2 separate regions of the Homo sapiens genome follow, and region 2 is linked to region 1. The links are chromatin contacts, found by Hi-C in ENCODE. All regions are on one chromosome and are shown on one strand. Each heading gives the region's core, a stretch centred on a gene start or an enhancer-like site at or near the end of the contact. The rest is flanking DNA. Distances are from core to core; before and after follow the strand shown.

What was found. A loop is a pair of places that touch in the nucleus more often than their neighbours do.
Region 2: a map of PC-3 shows a loop between it and region 1 (7-fold over the local background). The contact joins the enhancer-like site here to the promoter of LINC02027 in region 1. A Hi-C loop is called at or near these places in 2 of 168 maps with a recorded cell type or tissue (Caco-2 and PC-3).

What each region holds. Positions count from the first base shown.
Region 1 is chr3:80,990,919-80,996,697 of GRCh38, reverse strand. It overlaps LINC02027 (long intergenic non-protein coding RNA 2027), which reads right to left and starts at 2,830. Exons shown (of 2, transcript NR_132411.1): 1 at 2,771-2,830.
Region 2 is chr3:81,103,048-81,108,826 of GRCh38, reverse strand. No RefSeq gene overlaps it. Among named protein-coding and RNA genes, the nearest start is that of LINC02027, 110 kb to the right of the region's middle. Within about 2 kb of position 2,951, at least 2 of the 41 ENCODE cell types and tissues checked have a DNase peak (open chromatin) inside an H3K27ac peak, as active enhancers do; they include PC-3, where a contact is called at or near this core.

The DNA of each region.
Region 1 (5,779 bases), core at 1,581-4,080:
CATGAAATATGATAGAAAATTTTTATGGCAGCTGCAGAGGAAAGCTAGCATAAGACACAGGGAAGAGCTTAGGATGGCAGAAGTCTTTAGAGGTAAGGAATTTGTGGATTTCTGGAGAAGAAAAGAAGACCTGGGATGAAAGAGTTCACCCTGAATTCCCTAAGGTGAATGGAGGTTAGTGTCTCTGCTGTTTGGACTCTTATCTTTAGAGAAGTCATTTCAAATGTCAATTTAAAATACTAATGGAAAACCGGTGACAAGGAATATAAATGTTAAAATCAAGGGAAAAATATTATTGAGGAAAGTTGATCTTTTTAACAAATACATTTTTCAATAAACTTTATTGTAAAAGTTGAAGACGTGTGTATGTGGAAATGAATTACATCTCAACTGTGACTCATGATGTGGCATCTCGCACATCATGGTGATATATCCAGGTTGCAGGTTTTCTGAAAGTGCATCAGCTGAAATCATGACATAAAAGCAATCTCTAACAAAAGTCACAGTAAGTCTGTCTCTATTTCTAAAATAGTAACTTGTAAAGTTTAAACAGTTTGTCCTTTCCCATAATTCTTTGTGAAGTAATATAAAAAGATTGGCAATCTAAAGAAAAAAGTTAATAAAAATGCATAAGCATTAAATACCTACAGAGAACACATATTCTTAACCCTAAAGCTGTGAGTGAAATTTTAAGGAATCTCTGGGCTGTGTGAAAGAAAATCCAAGTCACACATCATGCTTACCCAAATATTTACATATAATTAAAAGATTGAATAAAAGTGAATGTTGAGTCTAATCTGAAAATATGTATTTTTTTACCTATTACTATGCTTATGTACATTTATATATATAATCCAAATTCTACAGTTACTAATTATATAGAGAAACAAAATATATTTGTCTGATTAATCCCTTTGACCCATGGCTAAAAAAATTGAGAGTTAAAATAGACTTTTGAGCCCATCCTTCCTAATCTCCCTTCTAATTAGGTCGATCTCTTTAAAAATGTGTACATAAGAGTGTGTGTGTGTGTGTGTGTATGCAAATGTATATCCAGAATTTGGCCACTTCTCCTCACCATCTTTCTTTGTACTAACCTAGTCTAAACCATGATCATCTCTCTCTACGACTATTACAGGCTGGGCGTGGTGGCTCACGCCTGTAATCCCAGCACTTTGGGAGGCTGAGGTGGGCGGAACACGAGCTCAGGAGATCGAGACAATCCGGGCTAACATGGTGAAACCCTGTCTCTACTGAAAATATAAAAAATTAGCCGGGCATGGTGGCGGGCGCCTGTAGTCCCAGCTACTCAGGAGGCTGAGGCATGAGAATGGTGTGAACCTGGGAGCTGGAGCTTGCAGTGAGCCGAGATCGTGCCACTGCACTCCAGCCTGGGTGACAGAGTGAGCTTCCATCTCAAAAAACAAAACAAAACAAAACAAAACAAAAAGACTATTACAGTAACTTCCTGCATCTGGTATTATTATTATTCCATGGGCAAAATGCACCTCACAGAGAGATTCTCTTAAGTTATCATTTAGGTCATATGGCTCCTCTTCTCAAATTCTCCAATGGCTTCTCACTTCACTCATAATAATACCCATGAACTTAGACTTTTGCAGTCTTATAATCATCCCTCCAAATGTACTGTGGGCTTCATATAGTTATATTCTCTTTTTCAGTTACACGAGCTACACTGGCATACTGGCTGTTATTTCATCACACAAGGCCTACTTCCGCCCCAGAGACTTTGAACTTAAATTTCAACCTTCCTGAAATATCCTTTCTCCAAATATCCATATCCCTTGTTCCTTCTTTTCTTTTAGGTCTCTGCTCCAGTCTCCTCTTATTCAAAAATTCTGTTCATCCTTTTCAAAAAGACATCCACCTCTCTGTCATACTGATTAATTTTGCTTTGTAATATTGGACTCCACCTACCATATCATTATATACTTTGTATTTATTTATTTATATCAAAAGCAAGTGCCATATCCATTGTTCTGTGCTGATGACTGTTTGTACATTCAGCATTATCAGTAGTGAAGTTAGCTTTGGTTAAGGGGAGCTCAAGCTCTTGAACCAATGTACAGATTTTATCCCTTTTACAATTTAGATTCTTTTTAAGGAATCATCATACAAGTAACAGGAAGTATGAGAAGTAATGATCCCTTCAAGTAAAGATACACTAGTCTACCTGGCTTATTGTTAAGTGCTTCCTGTATAGTGAGTAATGTTTGCTGGGCATTAATATAAAACACAAAAAATACACATATTTTGCTCGCTCCTGTAAATCCATCCATATTCCTATTCTCTGATCTCATTTTGTCAAACCTTCCAAGAACCCTGACCAAACATTGAGTCATTTGTCCCTTCCAAGGCATTTATACATATATTTTTTTTTACCTTAGGTGACTCCTCCCTGTACGTAAGACAAAACAACCAAGCATACCACTTATAACTCAGAATATCCTGAGTAGGGTTGTAGTCCCACAGCAATCCATTTTCAGGTCCGTCAGTGAGCTGGTGTGTCCCAGCCTACCCAAGATCACTGTGACATGGATCTTTTTAAACACTGGCATTTAGAACTTCTGACTCTCACAGCATTCCTTGAATTAACACCTCATTAAACTGAATGTGCACTTTTTTCTTTTTTATAAGTTCTAAAATAAGAGAAGTTAACAAATTAGCAATAGTTAACAAAGTTATCAAAACGGTAAAGTAAGGCAAACACAAAATTGTTCAAAAGCACAATCCAAAGATATCCTTTTACCTGTGCTTTGTTCCAGTCCACTATAGATGAGGGTCTTAATGGTTGTGCCAGGAGTTATCACAATTTCACTCCGTACTGGTAGGGGAATCTTTATTACTTTTTAATCAGTGAGTAAACAGTTCTAGAATCCTCAGGGTCAGCTTTCTAGAGTTACTCCTGTTAATGATTATTCTGTGGTAAGCAGGTCTATGCAAACTTACCCCCAAAGGCCAAACATTCTGAGGCGAAGAAAGAGGGTCAAAAATCCAGTTTCTCAGAAAGAAACATTCAAGAGACTTAGCAACAGAAGTCATGTCTTGTGGTGAGATGAGATGATAGATCCCCAGCCATTATCCCCTGGACCCAGGATTTACATACTATAGAGAAATTGCCTAGGGTAGGGCTTATGGCAAGTGAGTATTTATAATAATATCAAGATTGTTTTGACCTAAGGCAGCATTTGCAGTAAGTTAGTGAAAGTGAAAATCTTAGAAACATTTCCTGAACTGGAGTTAATCATAAGTCAACATAGCAGGTTGGCATCAAAGATAGAGTTGCTTTAGCCTCCACAATAGTCCCTTAGCTTATGTTCTCTGAATGCACAATTTGAAACAAGGTCTTATGTTAAATTAGTTTATTAGATTATTCCAAAAAATAGGAGTTGGGGAAGAGAGAACATGAGATGAGGAAGAAGAAAAAGCCTGTACAAGGGATAATTATTGCGATCCTCACTATGAGAGGGTTGTTTCAGCAGGGATCTTCGGCGAAGCCCACAGAATACCTCCAACAGCTATTTGCTTTCCAATCAGCTCTTATTTGTTTCATTACTGAGGAAGGCCCCTGAATGATCACTTCCCTATCTTTTTGAGGCACTCTTGCCATTTCAAGTGGCCACTGTATAGGAAGAGTCCCAGGGCTAAAAATGAAGTGACGATATACACATGAAGCAATTCCCTGTCACCTTAAAGTAAATTCTGGCCTGAGAAGTGTGTATGGTACCACCCACTTAAGGTTTGAATGGAGTAATAAATAAGACTAAGTTGACGTGAATTAGGCCTCTGATATTTCTGTGACCCTGGGGTTTACAAATCAACTGTTAAGCAATTTGGTCAAAAATTTTGTTAGGTGTTAAAATTAGGCATATAGGTGTAGTCATCAGAATTTAATTACACCCCTTCTTTAAGAAAACATTTCCAGAAAGCACATCCTGTCTCTAAATGTTTTATAATTCATTTTATATAATTGCAATAAGATTTTAATGGAGATAATAGAAAACACAAAGGAGAAGATTTAAACAAAAAATCTTCAAATTGAAGAAAAAGAAGACTTTCAGGTGTTAGCTTGATCGTGAATAGCAATTTCCAGATACTAAATTCCATAGATAGATGCTATGGCTGCAATATGTCCACCCAAAAGCATGCTTTGGAAATTTAATCCTCAATGCAACAGTATTGGGAGGTGGGGCTTGACAAGAGGGCTTTACGTCATGAGAGTTTCACCCTTCTGAATGGATTAATGCTGGTTACAAAAGGGCTGGAGGCCAGGCATGGTGGTTCACACCTGTAATCCCAGAACTTTGGAAGGCCGAGGCAGGCAGATCACCTGAGGTGGGGAGTTCGAGACCAGCCTGACCAATATGGAGAAACTCCGTCTCTACTAAAAAAATACAAAATTAGCCAGATGTGGTGCATGCCTGTAATCCCAGGTACTCAGGAGGCTGAGGCAGGAGAATCGCTTGAACCCAGGAGAGGGAGGTTGAGGTAAGCTGAGATTGCTCCACTGCACACTCCAGCCTGGGCAACAAGAGCAAAACCTCTCTCTTAAAAAAAAAAAAAAACAAAAAGAAAGGGCTTGAACCCCAGTTCAATCTCTTGCTCTTTCCTTGCTTTCTATCATGAGATGACACAGAAAAAGACATTCACCAGGTATCTAATCCTTCTTCTTGGACTTCCCAGCCTCCAGTACCAGAAGCCAATAAATTATGTTCATTATAAATTACCCAGTCTCAGGTATTTTGTTATAGCAGCACGAAATGGACTAAGGCAGTAGAATTTTCTGAAATTGACAAGACTGAATATCAATATATTAGCCCTTGATTTCCATCTCTCCTTTCACAGTTGTATTTCTCCCATTTTTCAGACAAAAGATGTGTTGTTTCAGGTATGAGACTCTCTAAGGAAGAAAACAAAAGCACAGTTAGGGAATGCACTGCCCCTAAAGCTAAGAACCACTGAAGTAAAACATGAGAGATTTAACAAGATATTCGAAGGGAAATGTCACTTTGTTATTGATTTATCTATTTTTCTGTTTTAAAATTAAAATACGGAAGTGAGAACATTTTCATATGGATGCTTATTAACCAGTTTATTTAAATTTAAAAATAAAGTTAGGTTGTTCTCAAAGGAATTATTTCTAATTTGTTTGATGAGTTTCATGATATGGATGGGTATTTCCAACTCAGCTATATAGCAAATACTTTCCAGAAATGAAGTGAAATAAATCTTTATCTTCGAGGTTTAACAGATATTTTTTAATAAAATGTATTTCTCATATAATACATTGGGATACTTATTAGTCAGCATTCTCCAGAGGGAAAGAACCAATAGGATATATGTATATATAAAGAGGAGTTTATTACAGAGAATTGGCTTACGTGATTACAAGGCAAAATACCATGATAGGCCATCTACAAGTTGGGGAAGGAAAGAAGCCAGTAAACAGGCAGTGTAACCTACATTCTACTGTCTGAAGGCCCAAGAGGCCCCGGGAAGCTGCTGCTGCCAGTTCTAGGGTACAAAAGCTGAAGAACCTTGATATGGTTTGGCTTCTTGTTCCCACCCAAATCTCATCTCAAATTGTAATCCCCATGTATCAGAGGAGGGTCCTGGTGGGAGGTGATTGGATCATGGGAATGGTTTCCCCCATGCCATTCTTTTAACAGTGGGTGATTTCTCATGAGATCTGATGGTTTATAAGTGTGCAGCAGTTCCCCCCCTCACTCTCTTTCTCTCCTGCCACCATGTAAGACAC
Region 2 (5,779 bases), core at 1,702-4,201, 110 kb before region 1:
TGAAAACCAGGTAGAAAATTTTCTTACAAGAGTGGCCAGATATTTCACTGATGAGTGACAAAACATGAATTTTTCTGTTTATGTACAGTAGATAGACCATCAACCTCACTCCTCCCAAAAGTATGGAAAACAGTTTTGGTTCTTAAAAATTGAATGGGGAAGAGACTGAGTTCTCACACTAAATTTTTGGAACATAAATATGCCTTTCCTAGGGACAAATAAATACCTGGTGTCCCTGGATTTTATGACCTAGAAATATTTCCCATGTCTTCTTTTGAAAGGTAAATACTTAGGGAGATTGCTTTGCAGTCTATGGCACTTGGGGAGCTTTATCTAGGGAACTAAGTATGGGTTATAACAATTTGACTTACCTGAGGAAATAACTAAATGAGGTCAGGAGTTCGCGACCAGACTGGTCAACATGGTGAAATCCCATCTCTACTAAAAATACAAAGATTAGCTGGGCCTGTTGGTGCATGCCTGTAGTCCCAGCTACCCATGAGGCCGAGGCAGGAGAATTGCTTGAACCTGGGAGGTGGAGGTTGCAGTGAGCAAAGATCCTGCTACTGCACCCCAGCCTGGGCAACAGAGCAAGACTCCATCTCAAAAAATTTTAAAAAATGCTCAATATCTTTTTATATCAGAGCAATTAACTACATGACATTAATGCCACAAAGAGAAGGTGAGTTTTGGATTAAAACAAAGCAAAATATTATATTGGTCTGTGATATGGTTTGGCTCTCTGTCCCCGCCCAGATCTCATCTTGAATTGTAATCCCCATGTGTCAAGGGAGGGACCCAGTGGGAGGTGACTGGATCATGGGGGCAGTTTCCCCCATGCTGTTCTTGTAATCGTGAGTGAGCTCTCATGAAATCTGATGGTTTTATAAGGAACTTTCCACTTCACCTTCTCTTTGCTGTCCTGCCACCTTGTGAAGAAGGTGCCTCCTTCCCCTTCCACCATGATTGTAAGTTTCCTGAGGCCTCCTCAGCCATGAGGAACCGTGATTCAATTAAATCTCTTTCCTTTGTAAATTACCCAGTCTTGGGTAGTATCTTTATAGCCATGTGAGAACTAATACAATCTGTGTTATACTTTTCTTTGCTCCTAATTGCTTGTGCCTTTATCTGAAATATATGTCTCTGTATTAGTCTGTTTTCAGACAGTTGATAAAGACATACCCAAGGCTGCGAAAAAAAAAAAGAGGTTTAATGGACTTACAGTTCCACATGACTGGGGAGGCCTCACAATCATGGTGGAAGGCAAGGAGGAACAAGTCACGTCTTTATTTTATTTTACTTTTACTTTTAAGTTCCAGGATACATGTGCAGAACATGCAGGTTTGTTACATAGGTATACATATGCCAAAGTGGTTTGTGGCACCTGTCAACCCTTCATCTAGGTTTTCAGCCCTGCATGCCTTAGGTTTTTGTCCTAAGAGCAAGTCACATCTTACATGGAGGACCACAGGCAAAAAGAGAGCTTCTGCAGGGGAACTCCCTTTATAGAAGCATCAGATCTCTCGAGGCTTGTTCACTATCATGAGAACAGCACAGCAAAGACCTGCTCCCATGACTCAGTTACCTCCTACTGGGTCCCTCCCACAACACGTGCAAAGTCAAGATGAGATTTGGATGGGGACACAGCCAAGCCATATCAGTCTAGCCATATCTAGGCTACTGAATTTGTCAGTTTTCAGAGAAAAGCTAAGAGGTTTTTATATTTTCTGGAAAGTTGGTGTTAAAATGATTTTGATAATGGTTACTTAATGGACTTTCTTACTTTATAACCCATGACTGGACACTTCTTCTACGAGTTAAAAGAAAAATAGAAGTGGAAGTTAACAATCTGGTAAAGTCTATAATGATATCATAAAATAGTGTATCACATTTTATTAAAAATGGTTAATAAGTTAATATGCTATTATTGCAGCAATATTTGTATCATGATAGAAGTGTCAACATGAACTCATCATTTTTTTTCACGGATAACCTTTTATAACTCATTTCAGGTTGCATTTACTTAGCTGTCACAAGAAACAATCTGAAATACAATCTTAATGCCAAGATTTCAGCCCCTAATTCTCTAATGCTATTCTTCACTAACAGGAATCAGGATTCGCAGTGGAACAACTGATTCCATGTTTAGGACAAACAAACTCAAGGTGAGCCTTGCCAGAAAGACAGTATTTTTTTCATAAGTGTTGAAAGTTGTATTAAGTAGGATTGGATAGAACTTTCAACTTACAGAGAAGAAAACTAGTGGCCAAGAGGGAGAAATTGAAGATTAAAACAAAACAAAAATCTTGCTTTTGAGTTAGGTGTAGTTGGTAATGTCAGGACAATGCTTCCTCTGACAACTGCTAGAGAAACAGGATGAGTTGCGAAAATTGCATTTTAAAAAGCATACAAGAGCCGTGGAAGTAATGAGGACTAACAGAACCTCCAGAGAACAGAGAACAGAGAACTGTTCAGAGGGAATATGACAATTGGCAGCTGTTATTTTTCCCTGTATGCATTTGCTGGTCCTGGGTGTGGCTGCAGATGTGGGCATACACCAGGCCATGAGCTCCTGCTGGGCCAAAAGCTAAATCACAGAACTTTTAGTGGTGGCAAAGGTTGCTAAAGTAACAAAATTGGAGACTTAGGGGCCTTGAATATGTGGCTTGTTTTCTGAATTCTGAATAAGTTAAGTGGCCCACAGCTCACAGTACTTAGAAACGGAGACCCATCCATCTAGGGTAAGGAAACAACAAAAGAGGCTGTACACAATGGCATTAAAGGAAGTGGTGCATTGACAGTGGGGATATACAGCTATTTTCTATTTTCTACATGTGAACACTTATCATTTACAAGTGACTAGAGTTAGTCAGAGCTTGAGAATTCAGGAATTGTGCCTAAAAAAACAAAACAAAACAAACAAAAAAACGTACACTAATGAGGGACAGGAAACCATGAGGCATTTTGCTTCTCATGCGGGGCTAAGGTGACATATTGGAGTCTTTACAAACATGTCTATTCTTTACCTCAAGGCATTTGTCAAAATTTGAAGCAGTGTGCGGTTAAATATTAAAAAGTGAGCTAAAATCTTCTAACAGGCAGAATTCAATATATCCTGTAATCTTGCAGTGATGAGGTGACAAAGATCCTTATTTAAAAGCCCCAGAAAGAAGGCAACACCTTAGGAACAGCAGTAAGCCAGAAGTTTCCAGTCTTACCAAAATAGAACCCAGTCATAACTTATAACTAGATCTAAAGAGAGGAATTTCATAATGATAAAGAGTTTAATTCAAAAGGAAGATATCAGAATGCTAAACCTGTTTGTTATGTGAATATTATGTTATCAATAAAGTGTCAGAAAACCATAAAGATATGAGATAGGACACAGTGGAGTATCCTAGGGCGTAAAATATTTAAGTAGAATGAGTAGTTAGAATGAAATGTCATGTATTTCTAAGGGGATGTGCTAATGTGTTACAGTGTTTCAAATTTTGAGTCATTTTTTGTTTTGGCAGCCAGAACAAAAACAAAAAAGTAGGTGGTGAAGATAATCTTAATCAATTTAGAAGATGATAGTAAGAAAACAATAATATAGGTGACCGTGTCTTTTATAAAATCAAATGTAAACACAATTACAAAATTAGTTTGGTTAATTAAGAAGTAAATGTTTATTGATACTTCAGAGAAATAATAAGTTCAACCGTGGGAAGGGAAGATTAGAGAGTTTGAAAGTGTAAAACGAGTGGGAATTTCAGCTGTGAAGCTGTGGGATATTCTTGCTGGGAAGGCTAGTTGGAACAGAAAGCATGAACAAAGGAGCATCATAGTGTCAGTGAGAAAGCCAGAATTGGGAAGCTAAAATAATGTTTAGGAGCAAAATATGGGGGAAGGGTTGGGGTAGATGCTTGAAATACATACAAGCCTGAAATCAAGAAAGGAAAGAGAGTGAAAAGCAAGAAGAGGTAGCCATGATTCTGGAGTTGAGGGGAAACAAAGAATGAAGCACATTTTTGTTACACCTTAATAAGCAGTTATTTGAGGCAAGGGTAAGGAACTATAAGCTCATGATCAAGGAGACTGGTAATTGTCAAAGCCATGGTGAAAGTTTTCTAAGGTGACTGCTCATTGAGAAAATCAGCATGCTTATATATTCAAAGAATTATTACACAGAGAATGTGAGTTGACATGGATACCTGAACACCTGAAGAGTTTTTATGGCCCCTCCTCTTAGAATGGAGCTATATGATCGCCATTCTAACTGGCATGAGATGATATCTCATTGTGGTTTTCATTTGCATTTCTCTAATGATTAGTGATGATGAGCTTTATTTCATATGTTTATTGGCTGCATAAATGTCTTCTTTTGAGAAATGTCTGTTCATATCCTTCTCTCATTTTTGATGTTGTTGTTTGTCTTTTCTTGTAAATTTGTTTAAGTTCTTTGTAGATTCTGGATATTAGCCCTTTGTCAGATGGGTAGATTGCAAAAATTTTCTCCCATTCTGTAGGTTGCCTATTCACTCTGATGATAGTTTGTTTTGCTGTGCAGAAGCTCTTTAGTTTAATTAGATCCCATTTGTCAATTTTGGCTTCGTTTCCATTGCTTTTGGTGTTTTGTCATGAAGTCTCTGCCCATGCCTATGTCCTGAATGGCATTCTTCTAGCGTCAGCAAACAAACACAGAGACAAAAAACCAAACACTGCATGTTCTCACTCATAAGTGGGAGTTGAACAATGATAACACATGGACACAGGGAGGGGAACATCACATAAGGGGGCCTGTCGGGGGTTGGGAGGCTAGGGGAGGGATAGCATTAGGAAAAATATCTAATGTAGATGACGGGTTGATGGGTGCAGCAAACCACCATGGCACGTGTACACCTATGTAACAAACCTGCATGTTCTGCACATGTACCCCAGAACTCAAAGTATAATAATAATAAAAGAATGGAGCTATACGGAGAATGGAAGACAAATGGGCCAACTGAGTTCGTGAATGCCCAATATTTGCCAAAGTCCAGTGGGTCCAGTGGTTCTCTGGGCCAATTTGGTGTATATTTACCAGTTCCTGAAAACATAATTGGGGTTGACATATTGGTGCATGTACACAGACACACACACACATATACACACATACATATATAATGGCCTGTGTCATAGTATATGTATATTTATATATAAACACACACATTAATCTAATTTTACCAAGAAAAGTAGTAAGGCAAAGATAAGTTACAAAAATAAGTGACAGATCTGAGATTTGAATTAAGTTGTCAGGCTTAGGTGTCAAGTGGTTACCTCTTATGACACTGCCTTTTCTAAGAAATATAATGAAGTGCCTGCTTCGAGGTTCACCAAACTATGTAGTATGCATTGACCTTAAACCAGAAACACCCATTTCATCTTAATTCTAACATGTATTGTATAGTAAAATAAATAAATAATATCACAAAGCAAGTCATTCTGCTTTATAAAATTGCAACAATTTTTTTCGTCATTCAACATAGTCTGATTCTGGTAAGTTTATTGTGCTGCTGATTTGAGTGCTAACGGCCTCTTGAAGAAAATTGGCTTTTGCAAAATAGTAAGTTTTAAAATAGTCACATTGCAAATCCCTCCAGCAGAAAGGAATAAAAGTGCTATTACATTTCTTTTGTAATTTTTCTTTGGATCTGTTCTTCTGGAGAAGATAAAATTAAGCCAAATAGTTTTGATTGCATTGGAGGTCACAGAAAAGATTCCTTTCCTTATGGGAAATGGTCCACAGAGACAGCACCCA